Linked DNA regions of Mus musculus: region 1 is linked to region 2. Evidence: chromatin loops called from intact Hi-C (ENCODE). Cell type or tissue: left cerebral cortex. All regions are shown on one strand. Links, peaks and the distances in the headings refer to the core of each region. The heading gives the core; the rest is flanking DNA.

Region 1 (10,334 bases), core at 1,161-9,160, 240 kb after region 2:
CGCCGTCAGTGATCTTCCAGGGCCAACCTACTCACCAGGGTCTGCCTTCTTTGATTTTCTGCTTACTTTCTTTTTTTGAGACAGGCCCTTATGTATCTTTAGCTGCCCCCAAACTTGCTAGGTAGTAAAGGATGCTTTTGAGCTTCTGCTCCTCCTTCTCCGCCTCCAGAATGCTGGGATTATGGCCACCAACCTGGAATACAGTGCTGGGGATTGAACCCCTGGCTTCAGACATGCTGAAAAAAGACTATCACTCGAGCTACATCCTGTGCCCTCTGAGTCACTTCCGTGTGTGTGTGTGTGTGTGTGTGTGTGTGTGTGTGTGCCTGTGTGTGCGTGACTGCATGTGTCTGCCTGTGTGTGTGCATGAGTGTGTGTGCCTCTGTGTATGTGTGCCTCTGTGTGTGCATGTGTGTGTGTGCATATGTGTATACATGTACCTGTGTGGGCATGTGAGTATATGTGTGTGTGGCTGTGTGTACATGAGTGTATGTGTGTGTGAGAGAGTGTATGTGTGTGCCTTGATTGTGTATGTGTGTTCGCCTGTGTGGGCAAGTGAGTGTGTGTGGGGTGAGTGTGTGTGTGTTTGGGAGGGGCAATAACATGAGTGTGTGTGTCTGTGTGTGTGTGTGTGAATGTGGAAGCTGGATGTTGATGGCTGGTGTCCTCCACCATTTTCCACTGTGTGTATTGAGACAGGGTTTCTCACTGAACCTAGAACTCACTGTTTGGTGTAAGCTGGCCAGCCAGCTTGTTCTGGGGAGTCCCTGACTTTGTGTGATGTGGTGCTATTATGGGGGGAGCTGGGGGGGGGGAGGAAGGGGACCTGTCACTACATGGATCTGAATTATAGTTCTCGTTCTCATGCTCTTACTGAGAACACTTCCTAGGCAGCCACCACCCCAGCCTGGCATCTTTTATTCACCATAATTCTTTTTGAAGAAATATTTTGGTTTTTAAAATAATGTTATACAATGTATTTTAATCATATTCATCCCAACTCCTTCTCTTAACTCCTCCCAGATAACCCCCCATGTCCCACACTATCCCAGCCTTATGTTCTCTTTCTTAATTAAATAACTCATCTATTCTAACTTTCGCTGTCCCTTATTTGAGTATAGGACATCCACTGCAGCACAGTCCCCCTTCTGGAAGCTACATCCTTTAAAAAACTGCCTTCCCCCTCCAGATGCCATCAAGGGCTCTCAGCTCCTCCGTTGGGCTCACCAACCCTTTCGCACTCTGACTCTTGGCTGTGCGGACGTTGTGCGGGCAGCCACAGCAGCTGAGTTCATGAGTGCCCTGGTCTTGTGTTCAGAAAACACTGTTTCACTCTGGTCCTCCCTGACCTCAGGCTCCTGCAATCTTTCCACCCCACCCCCATTCCGTGGTGGCCCCTGAGCATTGGGGAGAGGGAAGGATACAGATGTCCCGTTTATAGCTGAACACTCCGCAACTACTTCTCTGTATTGTAACCAGTTGTGAGTTTCTGTGTTCAGCACCATCCACCACACAAAAGAAACTTCTCCGATGCGGTCTGAGAGTCTTGCTAGTCTATAGATAGAGAGCTAGGATTTTAAAGGGCAGTTTGATGCTAAGTCCATTTAACAAAATCATAGTAGTAGTTGACCTAAGTCTTACACATGATCTGTCTCTATCATGTAGTGGGAATTGTGGTTTCTTTAAAAAACCCAGTTATGTGAATGTCTTCGTTCTAATCCCAGGTGTGGGATATGGGGCTGCTCCAGTTTGTCCACAGCTGTTAACTTAGATTGTCTTGTGCTCGGGGGGGGGGGGGGGGGAGGTGGAGTCCTGAGATGGTCTGTGTGTTGGCTGTTGCTGGACATCCTGATAACAAAGACTGGACTTGCCCCAAGGAATCTGATGACTTGAATCAGCAGGAAGTCGCCTATAGAGGGCCACACCCATTTTCCCCTCTAACCTTCTTTTCTCCTATCTAGTGTTGGGGGTTGGAAGGGATTAGGGTGGAATAAGGGTTAGAAAGGAGGTGGAGACAGAAGAACCCAATAAAGTAAGAAAACGCCTACACCAATACTTCCATGATCTTGAACACTCCAGGATGAGCTGGACCTTAGGGGTGTGTGTGGATGGGACGGCATAACCTTGGGGTTTTATTGTTTTCTTAATAAAACAAAGGATGGATCCTAGGCCCCTTTCATCAATGCTCTCACCAATGGCTGCACATTCTTCCATGTTCTTCTGTGTGCACGCACTGACTAGACTTGTAAGCCAGGTTCCCAACCTTCCTGGTGCTGCGACCCTTTGTTATGAATCATAATGTAAATATCTGATATGTAGGATATCTGTTACAGGTTAAGAACCGCTGTGTTAGGCTAACGAAGGAAGACATGAAGTTGGTATGGGGGTGGGGCTAAGGGAGTCTGGGAAAAGTTGGAGGAAGAGTGGGGGGTTTGATAGGATCAAAATGAATTGTATACACATATGAAAGTCTTAAAGAGTGGATTAAAAAAAAAGATAAAGCATTCATCCAGCTGCCTCTCTCATATCTTCTCCCAGACTTTGTAACAGCCGCCATAACAGCCAGGTTTCCCTCGGCTTGATGGGTGGGCTCACTGCACCTCATCCCTAGGACAACCTTTTTTGTAGTTTAGTGTAGAAAATTGGCTTGGTCTGCTCACCTGCACACACCACTGCTTCCGGTCATAAAAACTAAGTATTCCCTGCGTGCAGGCAGTCCAGGCCCTTCTCGAACTGTGTTGCTTGAACTCAGTGGGGTTGCTACTTACCAAGCCGTGCTTAGAGAACAGCCCAGTGAGTTCAGGAATCTTCAAATAGTCCTCATGCACGAGGAGGCGCTGTGCCGAGAAAAGTGAGTTACAGGAGGAATTGTGGAGGCTAGCACGCATGCGCACCGGCAGCATCTGACTCACACGGACCCGGAAGCTTAGACTCAAGGCTCCAAATTCTAGACATCTGATTGTATAATACTGTCACCAGTACCTCTGCCACTGCTTCTTTTATTTGAGACAGAGTCTTCATGTAGCCTTGGTTGTCCCGGGGCTGGCTAGGTAGACCAGGCTGACCTCTAACTCACAGGGAGCTGCCTGGTTCCACCTCCTGAATGCACCCATTGAAGGAGCATGCCATCATGTCCAGCTAGTTTCAGTTTTAGTTTTACTTCTGTGCATGTGTGTGTGCCAACATAATTGTGTCCTGTTTGTGTGTGCAGTGACCTCAGAGACCAGAAGAGGGGATTAGATCTCTGAAGCTAGAGTTGAGGTGGCTGTAAGCTGCCTGATGTAGGTGCCAGAAATCGAACCCCGGTCTTCTGGAAGAGCAACAAGTGCTCTTAACCACTGAGCTATCTCTCCAACCCCACCCTCACCCCTGCTTCTGCTAACATGTCCAGTGGCTCCTTGAGTGAATTCGTGAACAGCAGCAACTCTACAGCTGATGGAAGAGTTCTCCCTCCCTCCTCCCCCTCTCTCCTCTGCTTCCAACCCTCCTCACCTCCCACCCACCCCTGCTCCCCTCCCTTCCTCTCCCTTCCTCCCTCCCTCCTCCCTTCCCACCCACCCTTGCTCCCTCCCTCCTTTCTCCCCTTTTCTCCTTCCCTCTATCCCCTCTTCCCTTCCTTTTCCTTTCATCCTGTCTTCCCCCATCCTCTCCTCCTCTTCCTTCCTTCAGGATCTCCTTGGCATTGACTTTGTTCTGTGCCTAGGCTGTCCTTGAATTTGCAGTCCTCCTTCCTCTACCTCCTGAGTCCTGAGATTACATGGCCGTGTCACCGGCTGACCCCAAACTTCTCTACTTCTCCCCCCTAATCTGATACACATGTGGCAGCTCCTCAGAATCTGTCTTTTCCATCCTGTGCAGGGAGTTTTGTGCCTCTAAGTGCTGGCTTCCTCTCCTGTCCCTTCCATTTGGAATTCCCTTTTTCTTGGTTGAGTTCAGATCCTTCCTTTGGATCCAGTTCTGTGCCCACCTAGTAGTGGCTTCCTTCTTTGCACCTCCACATGGTTTTATCTGCACCACTGTTAAGGAATCCTTCAAATTGCATACAGCACAGGCAGTCTGCAAGACAGCAGTGAAAGTGCTGGAGATACTGTTGGTCAAAACACGCTCCCCAGCCTCCTGCTCTTATAACGTAGTCTGGAAATCAGTCATGTTACGTAGAAAACATGAAAGAAGTGTTAGCTAGGAATGATGGCACTGTGAGTTAGACACCAGTTGGTCTACATAGTGAGTTCCAAGCTGGCAAGGGCTGTGTGGTGAGACCCTGTGTCAACAGAAGTGCAGTGAGACAGAAAGAACATGGTAGAGCTGGAGTTGTCAGAAGCATTGGTTTCTAGTTCACATGATTCACTAAAGAGCTTTGACCGAGTCCTTCCCCTCCTTAAACCTTAGCTTTCTTCTTTTTAACAAAGGGGTTTGGTTAGAAACCTCTGATGATTTCAAATGCCAGCAGAGCTCTGAGTGACTTTGGCTTCCCAGGAACTGTTTGGAAGAGGCAGTGCAGGCTCTGTTTGCCCCCTGGTGGTCACTTGGTGACATCACAGTCTGGGAGGCCCGGGAAAACTAGCTGGCTGTTCCCATGGATGGGAGAGTAGAGCTGAGACCAGCAAACAGATTGTGAACGAAGAGCCATCACCCAATGACCATTCTAGAATAGACAAAGAAATTTTATCACTTGTCACTCTGCTCTCGGCCTTTAACTGACCCATCAAGCATCAGTTTCTTCCCAAACTAGAGACATTTTCTTCTGAGGCAAATTCTTCATTCTGCTCACTTTATCCTCTTACCTGTTCATTTATGACAAAATATGGCTTCACTGTGTCTCACACTTGTCCTCGAATAGGACTATGGCCACTTCCTTTTGGGGACTTGGTCTAGGCAAAGTGAAGCTAGTAAGATTTCTTTGTTGAGGTTGCTAGGAGTCAGGCTCTGTGAGAATAAAGCAGGTCTGAACTATAATATGACAAGCCCTCGCAAGAGAGAAATCTGTCTCTAAATGTCTTACTGTGAAATGGGGTTGGGTAGAGCTATTTGCTGATTTTTCTCTTATATTTTCTATCATAAACACGACATACGTTTAAAGCCACCTCTGCCCCCTTATAAACAGTAACTATATATAATATAATTTTTTTCACTCATTAAAGAAATTCTGTAATAAATCAAGCTTGGTGTGTCCCAACACTCTGAGGCTGGAGATAGGAGGACTGGTGCAAATTCTAGGCCAGTCTGGGCTACAGTGTGAGACTTTATCTTAAAATGAGGGTTGGGAGAGGGGAGGGGAGGAAAGCGAAAGTGATTACTTAGAATTTCTAGTCAGGGTCTAGGGGACAGGAGAGTAGAGAAGTCTCAGAGTCAGGGAGAAAGACTGTGGGGGTGGCAGACTTTGAAGGAGGTAGAGAGAGTGGGCCCCGCTGCACGTATAATCAAGTGGATTTACAGTATATACATAGGAAATCTTTCTTCCTTTCTCTCTCCCCCCCCCCCTCTTTTTGACAGGACTTCTCTATGTAACAGCCTTGGCTATCCTAGAACTTAAACTGCAGATCAGGCTGGACTCAAACTCAAAGATCCAACTGCCTCTGCCTCCCTAATGCTGCCCTGCCAGAGATAACTAACTGCTCACTACAAGCATTCTTGTTTCTTTATTTTATTTTAATGTATTTTTAATTGGATATTTTATTTATTTACATTTCAAATCTTACCTCTTTCCCTGTTTCCCCTCTGCAACCCCCCCATCCCCTCCCGCTGCTTCTATGAGGGTGTTCCCCTACCCACCCACCTACTCCCTCCTCACTGCCCTAGCATTCCCCTACACTAAGGCATCAAGCCTTCACAGGACCAAGGGCCTCCCCCTCCCACTGATGCTAGATGAGGACATCCTCTGCTACATAAGCAGCTGGAGCCATGGGTCCCTCCATGTGTACTCTTTGGTTGATGGTTTAGTCCCTGGGAGCTATGGGGGTTGGGGAGGGGGAGTCTGGTTGGTTGATATTGTTGTTCTTCCTATAGGGTTGCAATCCCCTTCAGCTCCTACAGTTCTCCCCCTAACTCCTTCATTGGGGACCCTGTGCTTACTCTGATGGTTGGCTGCAAGCATCCGCATCCCTATTGGTTAGGCTCTGGCAGAGCCTCTCAGGCTCAGCTATATCATGCTCCTGTCAGCAAGCACTTCTTGGCATCAGCAATAGTGTCTGGATTTTGGTGGCTGTACATGGGATGGATCTCCAGGTAGGGCAGTCTCTGGATGGCATTTCCTTCAATCTCTGCTCTACTCTTTGTCCCTGTATTTCCTTTAGACAGGAGCAATTCTGAGTTAAAATTTTGGAGATGGGTGGGTGACCCCCATCTCTCAATTGGGGGCTGTGCTTAACCTCTGGATATGATTTCAACAGGTTCTCTCTCCCCTTTGTTGGGTATTTCAGCTAATGTCACCCCCACTGGGTCCTGGGAGTCTCTTGCTTTTCTGGCTTTTGGGACTTTCCGGTGGCTACCCCAGTTTCCCATGCCCCATTGAACACCTCTCTTCAATTTCCTGGTCCTCTGTACTTCTCCCCTGTCTTCTCCCATACCTGATCCTGCCCCCTTCTCCCCCTCCCCCTCCTCTCTTTCTCTCAAGTTCCTCTTGCCCACCCTCTACCTCCTGAGAGTATTTTGCTCCCCCTTCTAAGTAGGATTGAAGCACCCACACTTTGCTCTTCCTTCTTTTTGAGCTTCATGTGGTCTGTGAATTGTATTGTGGGTATTCTGAGCTTTTTGCCTAATATCCACTTATCAGTGAGTGCATACTGTGTGTGTTCTTTTGTGAGTGGGATGATTTTACCTCACTCAGGATGGTATTTTCTAGTTCCATCCATTTGCCAGTGAATTTCACGAAGTCATTGTTTTTAATAGCTGAGTAGTACTCCATTATGTAAATGTATCACATTTTCTGTATCCATTCCTTTGCTGAGGGACATCTGGGTGTTTCCAGCTTCTGGCTACTATAAATAAGGCTGCTATGAATATAGAGGAACATGTGTCCTTGTTATGTGCTGGAGCATCTTCTGGGTAAATGCCCAGGAGTGGAATAGCTGGGTCCTCAGTTAGTACTATTTCCAGTTTTCTGAGGAACCGCAAGACTGATTTCCAGAGTGGTTGTACCAGCTTGCAATGGAGGAGTGTTCCTCTTGTGCTTTCTTCGTAATAGATTTTTTTTTATGTGTTGTATTTTGAAACTCACTGAATGGTAACGGTATTAACTATTGGATGTTATTCCATGAAATTGATTTCATAACATAGGATGCATCAAGCCTTGTACCTGAAGCTGCCCTGTGTCATCATCCCCAGCCTTCCTTCTTGTGGCTGAATTCTCAGTCTGTATCAGTGCTGAGTAAGGCGTACTGTAGTGATCTCTCAGCTCCATATGGGTGGGGAGAAGATACTGTTTTTACCCCATATTCATAACTACAGGTTTGAGAATTATTCCTATAAAATTCATGTGCAAAGATCCTTTAGTCCAAATCTTTTGATTGCTCCCAAAGATCTTGATTGCTTTCTTCTATAAATAAACAGGCAAACATGCCCATTGTGCAAGGCTGACGGGCTGGAATGAGATAAATAAGCCGTTACTGCTTAATGTGGTGCCTGCCATGTAGTATTTGCTCTGTAAATTCTAGTTTTGTTTTTTAACCACTTTTTCTTTTTAATTAATTTTAAACTGTTTATGGTTATGTATGTGCTGTCTGCATGTTTATCTGTGTACTTCAAGTGTGCCTGGTGCCTTCGGAGGCCAGAAGAGGGCCTTGCTGTCAGAAACTGGAATTGCAGGCATTTTGTAAGCTGCTCATGTCGGTGCTGGGAATTGAACCTAGGTCTTCTGGAATGCTTTTAACCACTGAGCCATCTCTCCAGCTCCATTAAGACAGCCTTTTAGTTTTACATTTTTGGGGTAGGGAGAGGTAGAGAGGGAGAAAGGAAGAGAGGGAGGGGGTGACCCCTGTGAATGCCAGCCTTGCCTATGAGGATCAGACAACTTGGAGTCCGTCTTCTACCACCTGGGGCTTGAGGGTTAAGCTCAGTTCCTCAGGCTTGGGGGACCTAGTTCATTTCCCCCCAATTTTCTAGGCTTATTTCCAGCCCTATGTTCCTTCTTCCCACATTGAATTGCTTAGTCTGAACACCATCCCTTAACCCTCCATCTCTGCCACACAGACACACAGACACACACAGAGACACACACAGGCACACACAGAGACACACAGACACACACACAGACACACACACAGACACACACACACACACACACACACACACAGCCGAGCTTTGTTGCCTTGGAGCCTCAGTTCTTTCCTTCCTTCCTGTCTATTGCGTGAACTCACTGTTAGAGCAGAATTCAAAGTCTGTGAGACTTCCCTAGGACTCTGCCTATGCTCTCTGCTACCAGGAGACTGTGTGTGTGTGTGTGTGTGTGTGTGTGTGTGTGTGTGTGTCTCATTAGACTGCTTCTAGCTTTGCCACAATTCTTTTGTTATAATTATGGGTGCATAATTTTGCCTACTAGATTGTAACCTTGAAGAGGCAGAAACAGAGTGTCAAGGAGATTCATACAGAGCCTGGAAGGGTCAAACGGATGACAGCATCAAAGTGATGGGTACAATGATTGGCATCTTGAGAACCTTTTCTGAAACCAAAGGGAAGAAACAAAAAAGGAGACAAATTAGCAGCCCAAAGAGTGGAGCAGTCTTAAGGAGGTCTAAGGGGTGGGTTTTTTTTTTCTTGTGCTAGATGGTGTGAAGTCTTTGTGGGCGGGTGTGAAGGAGTTCCTGGCTTTGCAAAGAGACACAGCCTTGTTTCCACCTAGACTCAGTCTGAATGGTCTTACCTTGTGTCACAGTCCATCAGCCCAGCAGAGCAAAACTGGGGTCATCAGCCTGAAGGAAGTGCAGAGAGAGGCTTGCTGGAGTGGATGCAGAGTTTTAAGATTAGTTTAGGACAATTTAGGAGCTGTTCCAGTTGAGGCACTATGGCGGCCATGCAGTCCTCAGCCTGGATGACAGGGGTGGTGACTGAAGCACGGGACTCCATTCTTGTTCTAGTTGGCATCCTGTGTTAAAGTGGCTCTATGGGTCCCACTTTTTCCTGGTCGTTGGTATAGCCACTGGAGGATGAGAACAAAGAGCATGGCCTATCATGTCACTATCCTGCTGGGAGCAGGCCTTGGCCTTGGATCCTGCACTGTACCCCAGGGGCTCAGTCACTGGTCCCCCGATAGATGATGAAAAATGTAGAGTAAGGATGATGAGCAGAAAGAGTCACTCAGTGTGGCCCCGGTGGGGAAGAGGAACACAGAGGTCAGATGGACCACATCCCCCTCCTTTGGCCAAGTCCATCTTCTGGGTCTAGACATGAAGCTTAGCTCTAAAACAGCCCTGGTCTAAGTGTGGTCCTGTCCTTTCTCATTGCCTGGGCTGTAGTATTTCCTTCAAGGTGGTCTGACAAGCTGTCAGTATCGTGTGAAGTTTCTTTCTGAGAGACAAGTTTCTCCTCTGCCTGGCACCATTTCTAGTCTTTTCCTTCTCCCAGTATAGGATTTCCAGGGAAATTCCAGTACCATGGAATCTATTATTCCAATAGTTCAATATCTAAAGGGAGGAGCACAATTGTCTCTTTAGAAAATCTCCATTCCTGCCACGGTAGTTACACTGTTTGGGCTTTTTTTTCTGTTCTAGACCATTGGTCTAACCTTGTTGTATCATTTCATAACCTGTGAAGCATCCTTAACAACCAGTCTCGGATGATGCCTCAAAACAACAAGAATTACAGCACAGTTGACAGGAACTGAGAACGGTTTAAGGAAAAACTGGGTCAACTGGAAAGGGCAGCCGGTACCACAGGAACAATCCAGTGGCTACTATCACCAAGGGAAGGACACCACACCTCCCCCAGTTCCCACCCAACATCCCTTGCTGTTGGATACCCACTGTTTTTGTTGCTATGAACAATTCTAAATCTGTCTCTAAATCTGCCACTCACCAAAGATGCAGAGTTTTGAGAGAAGTGGGAAGCGAGTAGAGCCCAAGACCTATGACCAGTCCTGGCTTCTCCAGGCAGGGAGCAGTTAGATGCTTTCCTACGCCAGCTTCCCTCCTCTCGTCAGAGAGGCGCAGAATGAGGGGTTTCTTAGCAGAGTGGAGGTTTAGATGATGGTGGCAAATGCGATGTAACAAAATGTCTGCCGGCCTTCAGTCCTTCTCCCCTCTCAGGCTGGTGCTCTTCTCAGGCTGGTGCTCCTTCCTGGTTGCTCTGTTTTGCTGGCTTGTCAACCATGATCACAGTCAACTGAAACTTCAGAGCCATCT
Region 2 (10,334 bases), core at 1,040-9,039:
ATACATTACCCAGGCTCAGATTCTTACTATATAATAAAATAGGCTTGAAGAATTAATTCACAGCCTTTCGTTCTGGTTAATTTGTTGAAAAATGTTCTGTTGTTAAACACCTGAAAATCACTGGCTTAGATTGACATCTTTTATTTACTTTTCCAAGCTCTTTTTAAGTCTAACCTATCTTCAATTTCATATTCTACTCTTTCTTAATATAGATCTACATTCTGAGACCAGAATGTTCTTATTTCTTAAATTGCCATGGCAAATTCCTGCCTCCATATTGTTGTCAACATACAGGATATTTGTTGTTGCTGTTACAGTCAGCAAAGCAGTTCTGCCCTGTGTCTCAGTCTCCCTTCCCTGTCCACCCACCCATACTTTACCAGTGTTTTATATCCTAGATATAAATTTCTTACAGAGAATTAAAATTCACATTGGAACAGAATCAAAAGACAGTTGTGATGTTAAAGAACCCAGTTTTTTTGCCAGGACTGCTTGTCTGTAACTTAACAATGTGTGAAAGCCCTGAATGAAAGAAATAGGATGGAGGTATGAGCCTTACCCTAGGGCGGAAGAGAACACATTGGTAATGGAGTTCTCTGTGCACAGCTGATAGGAGGAACTCCTTGACCCCTGGACTTATGGGGTTAGAGTAATAGCATGGCCCCACACAGAGATGGATGCATTTACTTGTTACAAGCTGATGCTGTTAAATGTTGTATGTTTTACTCTCTGTGGTTTGACTTTATAATCACCAAAAATCTTTGGATTATTTGGCTTTTCCTATGGTATATCTACCAAATGCCTGATTTAGAAATAAATCTACTGCATCTGGATCATAAGCCACAAGTTAACAAAACAGTATTCTTAAATCAGTCATCAGTTTCTATGACCTTGAGTTGACTGACTCATTTTGAAACTAGGGAAGCGAATCTACTAAATAAAAGCCTGGATGCTAGTAGGAGGTTGTATCCATCCAAGTCTGGTAAGTCTGCTGATAGAAAGTTGGCCTACAGCAGCTACACAAGAGTACCCTACCCACAGTAAATCTGATTAGAAAAACAAAATATAAAAAACAAAAGTCTCACGCTATTCAGGCTGGCATGGAACTCGTTATGTAGCCCAGGCTGGCCTCAAACTCTAACTGCTCTGACTGTATCAGTTTCCCACCTTTGAGATTGTAGGCAAGAGTAACTATGCCGGGTCTACGTCCTTGCACTATTTTCTTTTTAGCACTTACATATACTCTTAATTGCTGAAGGCCACTAATGATATACTACTGCTCTTCAACAATCTGGTCTTCACATACCTTTCCAAAGATTTCTATGTACCCTAAGCTCCGACAGACACAAATGTGCTAACTACACACATTCAATTTTCCATCTTTCTGACTCTCAGTCTTCCCTCTCCATCTTAGCAAATCTGAATGTTAATTAAATGAGAAAGTTCAACAAGAATAATATCTTTTTTTTTCATGAAGACTTTTCAATGTACACCAAGTCACCAAAGCTAAAATTAGTAATGTTCCTGACTACGGAAAATAGCAAATTGCCCTGAGACCAATTTATAGCTTATCACATGTTTCATCAATCTTCAAGAATCAGCAGCACTATCGGATTCCTTGATTGGTATTAATCAGAGATTGAGCTCAGACTCTCTGCATTAGAAGACTGTAAGTACAGTCAACATATAATGAAAACTTAAATTTCATTTTTTACTCTAAATTCTAGTGGCCTTGGACTTAGCCTAGCTTACTTAAATATCAATCTACAGTAGATAAACCTTTGTTTCTCAAATAAAAGCACTATCTCCCATTAAGAAAGAGACCAGCAATATATAATTAATAAAATTACTTAAATCTGTTTTTCTGTTAAGGCACTTATTACTTGTTCCCTATATTATATTTGGGAGCCATTGTTTTATCCTCTTATGCTCATTGAGGTCTACATTTATTTTATCTTCTCTCTCATGTAGGCTTTCCATGTATATTTCTTTTCATGTATATTCCATGTTCTCATAAAGTCTTCTTGAACCCACTTCATGATAACTCTCACTTCTGAACTCCCATAAGCACTGAATGACTGCAACCTTGTTTATTGCTACTATAACTGTTGGAGCATTATTTTTATATGCATTTTACAGTTCTTAAATATTTCAGTATATATTGGCAGTAGACAATAAAGTATTAATTCACTCAACTGGGATATTTATTAGGAAAAACACGGACAAAACTGATACTGAAAGAGAAAAGAGTGTCATTATTTTTAGTGTGGTGCACAAATCAGCAGAACTGGTATCAATCACCTGGAAGCTCACTAAGGCTGTCAGGCCCCACCCTAGTTGTCTGGTCAACAAATGCCTCAAGATTCCCAGATGATCTGTTAGCACTTTCGGGTCTGAGAAACATTGGTTCAGACTCTAGAAGAAGGATTAGAACATCTGAGAAATATATGACCCAGTAACACCAAATACTTTATTGTAATTGCTTATTTGTTGGACTTCCTTATCTACGAACTAAAGGCTTGCTGACGGCAAGAACTCTTTCTATCTTTCTCACCACCAGCATTTCCTGTCTGGCCTAGAACACTCAGTATTTAGTTGGGTTTTTTTGTTTGTTTGTTTTGTTTTGTTTCCCTTCTTAAATGCATAGATACCTGGAAAAAAATGAAAATAAACTTTTTCAGAAAGCTAATTAAGTAGTTCTTTTGTATAACAAAATCTCACATACCTCCATACAAACCCCTTAATTCAGTTTTAAATGTGCTGCCTTTTTTGTTTTAGCAGCTGTATCATATGCACTTGAGAAAACAAACACTGGGATTATCATCCCACCCTCTGAAAAAGCCTCCAAGAGCCTCGTTTACAAGTGAAAAGGATGCATTTTAATTCTAGCTTTCACCAACCCACCCTATATACCTGCACAAGGGGAGGGAGAGAGAAGAAACGATGGCATCAGCAATTCTGAAATTCCTAAGCAATTCCTAAATATCTGATCAGAATCTGCCTTTTAAGATTTGAGAATGGTGCAAATTCTATCAGTACAACTAGACTATTCTAGATGTCCATGACAATTTTTTGAACAGGATACTTCCAATAAATAACTGCCGGCAGAGGAATGAAATAAGAGGAGAACCCTTGTCACATTTAATAGCAAAAGGTGATACCAGAAAATAAGAGTGAAATAGACTAGCGAATACCTAGCCAGCGATTACCTAGTGACAGAGGGTGGAAACACAGCAGAGCAACATAGTGAGTGGTTAGTAACGTTCAAGAACCAGAAGCCACTTTCTGGTTCTGCAGAGAAGGAAGTCAAAGGAGAAAGAGGAAAGGTGATGGATGCATAGTACACAGAGGATAACTTACAACGATGAGAATGAGGACGAAGTATTTTGACCATGAGAGATGATACTCACTGGAAGGGAAGGGGCAGCAAGGGAGGAAGCGGGACTGCGGTGTAGCCTACCACAAAAGAAAGAGACTGCAGTCGTCCCTGCCCAGCCCAGCCCGCCGGGGAAAGCAGCCCCTGCATAGGTGAGAGGCATCGCCCAACTCCACTAGCCCTGCGCTGGCTGGAGCCATCTCCCCTGGAGCCTCCAGAGCCCTGGGTGGGTACCGGAAAGGGTGGACTGTGCGAGGGTGAGCAGAAAGAGGGGACAGATGCCGGGGTGACCAGGTACCCACCTTGTCCCAACGCAGCCACTGCCCGATGGCCGTGTCTAGCTGGGGGTCCCCAGTGAGGTAGGGGGCGTGGAGCAGGTTAGAGTTCAGGTCATCATCTGCGTTCTCAGCCATGGTAGACACACGGGTTTGCGGGCCCGAGGGGCGGGCGAAGACACTGAGTCAGGGGGGCTCTAGGTGCGCTCACCAGGGTCCAGAAACCCCCTCCTTGACGAAGGGCATCGGAGACCAACCGCGAGCTGTTCAGTCCGCGCCAGCTCCTGCCGCAGCTCCAGCGAACCCGGAGAGAGGGCGGAGACAGGACAGCCGCCTCCCAGCAGACTAGCTCCGGATCTCAGCTCGAACTGACTGAGGCGGGCGTGAGGCGAGAGAACAACAACAGTCCCAGATGTCTGGGTCGCCGCCTTCGCCCGCGCCGCCTTAGGCCCCGCCCCCGCGCCGCCCGCGCCGCCCCCGCCCGCCCCGGCCCGTCCGAGTGCCCGAGGCATGAGGCGCGAGCCCGGGAGCGCGCGCCCCGCACCTCCGCTGCAGCGTTTGCTGTCCGCTGAGGCGACAGTGCACAGCTGGCTTTGTTTTTTTAATGCCGTTCCTCAGCTGTCTTTCCCTTATCACCCGCCCCGCACTCGCACGTGCGCCTCCACCTGGTGTCCCCGTCGTCTCAAGCAGCCCGCCTCTGCACTCACTAGGAGAGTCCCCGGCGCGCGCAGGCCCCACCCTCTTCGCCTCAGGGCTTGGTCTCGCTTGGGAGCCCAAAGTGGCGCGCGTGACGCCTCACGGGAGTTGTAGTTTTCCCCGGTTCCCCGAGTTCTGTACACCCGTTGCCTTTCCCTTCCCTCGGAGAGAAAAAGCACCACCTGTTCCCTGACGCTTCTTACTTATGTTGTGCAGTGGTGGTCTCCTGCTTTAAGGTAAAAAAGGAATGACGTAAGGAACAACGGTATCTATTTGTACTTGAAAGTTTACGAGTCGTTTTTTGTCATTTCATTCATCCTGTGTGGTAGGTTGTATGTATATTCCTTTCCCACTTTACACAGAAGGAACTGAAAGGCAAACCGAATTTTCTGAGCAGTAGCGTTCCTGAGAAATGAATGCGGGTTTCAGTCTGTTATGTTACCTCAGCTGGCAGTTGTTTTTGTTCAGTTGTAGCCGCGGAATAGAGGTAGAGAGAATATAATGTCTGGAAAATAGATAAGAAGGTTGTCAGATGATGGGTCAGCATTTAACCCTATTTTAAGAATGTACAAACATCATAAAATTCATGAACAAGTAGGAATACAGAGGAAAAAAGAAATGAACACCTTCACTTTCTTTCTTCTATAAATGTGCGCCTTTCAGGTCTCATTACTTGAGGCCAGAGAAATACTGAAGTCTTGTATATGGACCACTCTGCTTTCTCTGTTTTTGAGACAGGGTCTCCTCTATGGCTTTGGCTAGCCTTGAACATAATATACGCCAGGCTGAAATTGAACTCTTGAGTGCTGGAATTCCAGGTGTGCACCACCACACTGTGCCAAATACCTTCTTGGTGTGACTTGACCAAGTATATTAAAACTCTTCCTCATCAGCCTTTTGCTCTTGTAAGGATTATATAATATTTATAGCATGACAGTACAGTAATTGAAGAAATAGTTTTAGAGTGTTTTGAGGCTCAAAGATAAAAGACATAATAAATCCAAAGTATTCCTTTTATTTTTTAAAGACATCATTTGTTCTAATAAAATCCAAACTACTAGCATAAAATAATTGTATTGAGAGATTCTGAAAAATAATATATGTCATTGTAAGGGGTTGCAGTGTTTGCCTTAAAAATCAACAAAACAAGAATTATGCTAGGAGCTGATATTAGAAGAATATAAACAATTCCCTTCAAGAAGTAAAATCTAGGGCTGGAGTGATGCTTCAGCTGTTAAAGCTAGGGTCACAACCAAAATCCCCAGAAATAAAATCTGGAGAGATAGGATATGTGCAAGAATGTTTAGTCCACGATGAAGAGCTTGCTGCAAATAGTGGAAATGAAACCATCAAGCAGGAGGACCTGCACTGGGATTTCAAGAACAGGAAATAAGCCAACTGAGAAAAAAGGAGAGGGCATTTCAAATCCATTAGTGAGTGATTCTCAAGTCCACTATGAGGTTGTTTAAAATATATTTTATATTAGTGAACATAAATCCCAGCAATCCTGAATTTTGAAATGGCCGCGGTACCTCCATAAAGATAGCTGTTGATTGTGACCTAGATGGTCATTATCAAAGTACATATTAGAACCAACATGTTGGCATCCTCTGGAAGCATATTAAGAGATGCAAATTTTAGTACTCAGTAAAGTTCTACTGAAACAGATTTGCATTTTAACAAATCTAATAATTAATATTTAAATATTTTATGCAGTATTTTTTATGAGGCAATTTCCCCCCCCCCAAGACAGGGTTTCTCTGTATAGCCCTGGCTGTCCTAGAACTCACTCTGTAGACCAGACTGGCCTCAAACTCAGAAATCCGCCTGCCTCTGCCTCCCGAATACTGGGATTAAAGGTGTGCGCCACCACCGCCTGGCTGAGACAATTAGTTTTAAATACCAAGTAATAGTACCAAATCAGCAACTTTCAATATATGAAATGATATAGGACATGTAGTAAAAACAGGAGAACACAGGCTCTACTTAAATACCCCTTTCAACCAATGTTTCCTTACTTTTATCAGCAAAATCCTAACAGATATTACGGGTTACCTGAGTCTTCCCCAACAGGTTAGTTAGACTTATTGGTTAGACACTGAAAGGTAACTACGGAGACTCTCAATTCACTCAATCTGAGAACATTGTGTGTCCAGAAGGGGAAGTTGGGAAACTCTCAGAAGCTTTCCATTTCTATTGGGGTTTGTCCAAAGGGTCCTGTGTTTTTACTGTATTTTTATTTGCTAAAAGTTTGTCAACTCTGTGACTGTGAAAGTGAGGTCTTGGTTCTCAGAATGGAAATGCATTCTGAGAAATGAATTGTGAGGCAATTTTATCATTAGATGAACATCATAGAGTGACTATAGCATCATTTTGTAAGGAAAAACCTTACGAGACCACAGTTACATAGGCAGTCCCCTTTTTGACACAAATGTGACATTATACATAATTGTATACTATAATCAATAATGTATGCATTTTTGTTATGCCATATGCATGTATCAATTATACGTGTTATATATATTTATAGTTGTGTCATTGTGTCAGTCAGCTATCCATTACTGTGACAAAATGCTTAAATAAATCAACTTAATAGAAAAAAAGGTTAATTTGGGCCTACAATGTCACAGACCTCAGGTTATGGTCATTTGGCTCTGTTGTTTTAGATGTGTGGAAAAGCAGTCTGTTACAGCAAGGAGTAAAAAGTAGAGCAAAAGTTGGGTGTGGTGGCACATGCCTTTAATCCCAGCACTTGGGAGGCAGAGGCAGGCGGATTTCTGAGTCTGAGGCCAGCCTGATCTACAGAGTGAGTTCCAGGACAGCCAGGGCTATACAGAGAAACCCTGTCTTGAAAAAACAAAACAAAACAAAACAAAAAAGTAGAGCAAAGATGCTCACCTCATGGTGGCCAGGAAGTGTGAGTTAGGAAGAGGCTTGTAGGTCTCAATATGCTATTCAAGGACATGTCCCAGTGGCTGGTCTACAGTTTACAATGGAAGCCCAAAGAAGTTGGTTCTGATAATGGTGAAGGAATGTACCAGCTACAGGATAGGATAAATGGATTTACCAGGAAGAATGAGAGCAAATTTGAGGTGGGGAGAGTTTCCTTCTTCCATGTCTTTATCTGGGCTAGTGGTATCCAGGCTGAGTCTTCCTGCTTCAGATAATCTAATCAAGGAAATTTCTCACAGAAGTGTGCAGTGCCTTATGTTTTATTTGGCTCCAGATACAGTCAAGTTGACAAGCAAGATCGTTAGCTATCACTACCATGTCCTCTAAAGCCTTGCCAGGTCCTGGATGTGGCACACTAAATACAACTCAGGAATAAGATATTAAATCCTTTTAAAATTTAAAATATATTGTTGTGTGTATGTGCGTGGTATGTGTATGTGCGTGGTGTGTGTGTGTGTGTGTGTGTGTGTGTGTGTGTGTGTGTGTGTGTGTTGCAACAGCATATGTGTGAAGGTCAACAAACTACTGTGGGAATCAGTTCTCTTATTCCACCATATGGGGCCTTGGAATGGAACTAGGGTCATCAGGCTAGGTGGCAAGTACCTTTACCTGCTGATCCATCTTGTCTGCCAACAAAGACATTAAATCTTGAAGAAATCTGTCATTTTGTTTTATGTAAAGAGTATATTCTCTTCTTGTTGCTTACTGAAATACCTGTCATAAACCCTAGTTAGCTTTTTATTAATAAAGGGTGTGTGTGTGTGTGTGTGTGTGTGTGTGTGTGTAAAAAGGAAGAATTATGTAAGCAATGTCCTCCTTTCAGGCCTCTTCTGATGCACGGAACTATAACAATAACAAACAGAAAGAGATCTTCGTGTAAGGTCTAGCTAATGGCTGCAGGCACAACAGGGCTACAGTGAAGCAAAGTGACAGACCCAGGGTGCAAATTATAAGGAGGCCCTGCTCTCATCCTTGTCCAGGTGTAAAGCTGCTGCCTGTGTGTGAGTGCCTCATTCCATTTTCAGTATCTATCTTTAGATATGATTCAGATGCCATATAATCTATGCATTTAAAGTATTCAATTAAACGGTTTTTAAAAATCATTCATAGATGCATATATATATACACATATATACATACATACATAAGAATTTTAGAACAACTTGAGAACATTTTCACCATCTCGTAAACCCTGTGCCCTTCACTATCAGCCCTCTTATCACTCAAATCTTTTGATACTCCCCCCGCCCCCCCCGTCAAAGCAACCACAAATACATCTTTATCTCTTTAGAGATTGCCCCATTGTAAACATTTCCTCTAAATGAAACCATGTCATGTATGGGGTCACTGTCATTGGTTTCATTAATTAGCATAATTTCTCTAAGATTTACTCATTTTAGCTGGGTACGATGGCTCATGCCTCTAATCCCAGCACTTTGGAGGCTAAGGTAAGAGGATTGCTGTGAGTTAAGGCTAGCCTGGCTTACACACTGAGTTCTGGGCCAACCTGGGTTACCGAATGAGATCCTGTTCCAAGACAAGAAAGAAAGATCTGTCCATCTTGTAACATGCTCAGGCTTTTTGTTTTCGCTTGGTATCTCAATAAATACGAGAAGTATTAGAAAGACTCTAGCACTCTTTCGTGATAAAAACATACAATAACCTCGGGGCTCAGGGAAACTTTGTGTCTGGAAGAGGTCTACAGTTAGCCAACACTGTAATTAACAATGCAGTACTGGGCTTGGTCCTCAGTAGGATGAGGACCAGGAAGGAAAGGTCTGCTGTTGCCATTTTCATCCAGGGTCTAACTAGTGCAACTGAACAACAACATAGAAAAGATGTCAAAGGCATTCATATTGCAAAAGAAGAAATAAACTATTCAGAGGTGACATGATCTGTGTATATAAAAATTTTATTAGAATCAGTAAATAGATTCTATAGGGTTTCAAGCTATGACATCAACATAAAATCGAATCTAAACATTTGAGCTCTGTGGAAATGAAGTTAACAAAATAATTTTCAATAGTATCAAAAAGAATAAAATGTTGAATATTATATCTCACAAAATAAGCAGAAGACTTGCATTCTGAAGTCCCATGTTCATATATTCATGTGAAGATGAAGTTTCAGAAGTTATACCTTGTTTTTCCTTTCATTTCCTCGTGATGTTCTTATGTGTCTGTTTGCTAGTTACCATTGACTTATGTGTCCATATTCATGAGATCTTAAAAAATATATTTTCTTGTGATATATTTGCCTGTGTTCAAGACAATACTGTCCTCATAAAACAACTTAAAAGGCGCACACTCTCCTCTTTTGATGTTTGAAAGAATTTGCAACAGGTTGATGTTAATCCTTAGTTAGATGGGAAACGGAACACCATGCTTCTGTGACTTCTCAGGACATGCCACCTTCACCCCTAACACAGCCACCAACCCAGATACTTCACGCTTAGGTTTTTAATTTTAGTTACTATATTTCTGTTTATAGAGTTACTTTAGACTCTTGCAAATTTGGAATCATATTTCCCATGCCTTCCTAGTTTCTACAGAGATCTTCAAACCTTAAAAATATATATCTATAGTCAGTATAGTTGTCATCTAAAATACCTATGCTTCAGGTTTTTCTTATCATTTTTTTCTTAGATCTTAAATCATGGGATTTAGTTTTTGTATATATACATATGTTGGACATTATATTTGGAAACTCACTTGTGGGAATAAATTTAGACTCTCAGAGAATGTTCTCAGCTCTCAGGAAGATGTGCCTTGTTCCCGGGAGTTCAGCCATGTTGAGGCTTGGGATATTCTGCAATTGTTGTGAGTTTCTAGAAACGAATTCCATGCACCTTCTTGTTCTTCTAGAGTCACCTCAATGTATTGGAGCCCTGACGGTTTTGAAGAGGTTTTCCTGTCCGACTACCAACTTTGTATAAATCATGGCTTTATTGCCTATCTTATTTGCTCATAAGAGTTTTAAAATTAAAGCCACAGTTTTCAACACTGGTGAATGCTTTCAGGTCAAAAGCTACATTC

Evidence for each region. A loop is a pair of places that touch in the nucleus more often than their neighbours do. Peaks named below come from ENCODE experiments on the same cell type or tissue, not always from the same donor. Only the 100,000 strongest peaks of a DNase experiment are listed, where the experiment ranks them.
Region 1: it touches region 2 in a loop (2.7-fold over the local background); 4 of 42 quality-filtered maps call a loop at or near these places.

Annotation. Positions count from the first base shown.
Region 1 is chr7:99,983,118-99,993,451 of GRCm38, reverse strand. No RefSeq gene overlaps it. Among named protein-coding and RNA genes, the nearest start is that of Rnf169, 7.8 kb to the right of the region's middle. In left cerebral cortex, for the core only: CTCF peaks have their summits at 2,837, 4,522 (motif pointing left) and 7,781 (motif pointing right); DNase peaks (open chromatin) are centred at 2,854, 4,516, 7,022 and 8,892.
Region 2 is chr7:100,221,379-100,231,712 of GRCm38, reverse strand. Pgm2l1 (phosphoglucomutase 2-like 1) reads right to left here and starts at 4,106. Exons shown (of 14, transcript NM_027629.3): 1 at 3,679-4,106. The coding sequence starts at 3,789. Gm34877 (a long non-coding RNA gene) reads left to right here and starts at 4,308. Exons shown (of 3, transcript XR_869834.3): 1 at 4,308-4,583. In left cerebral cortex, for the core only: no CTCF peak of the experiment used is centred there; DNase peaks (open chromatin) are centred at 3,335, 3,465, 4,028, 4,383 and 1 more place; H3K4me3 peaks cover 3,666 bases; H3K27ac peaks cover 1,969 bases.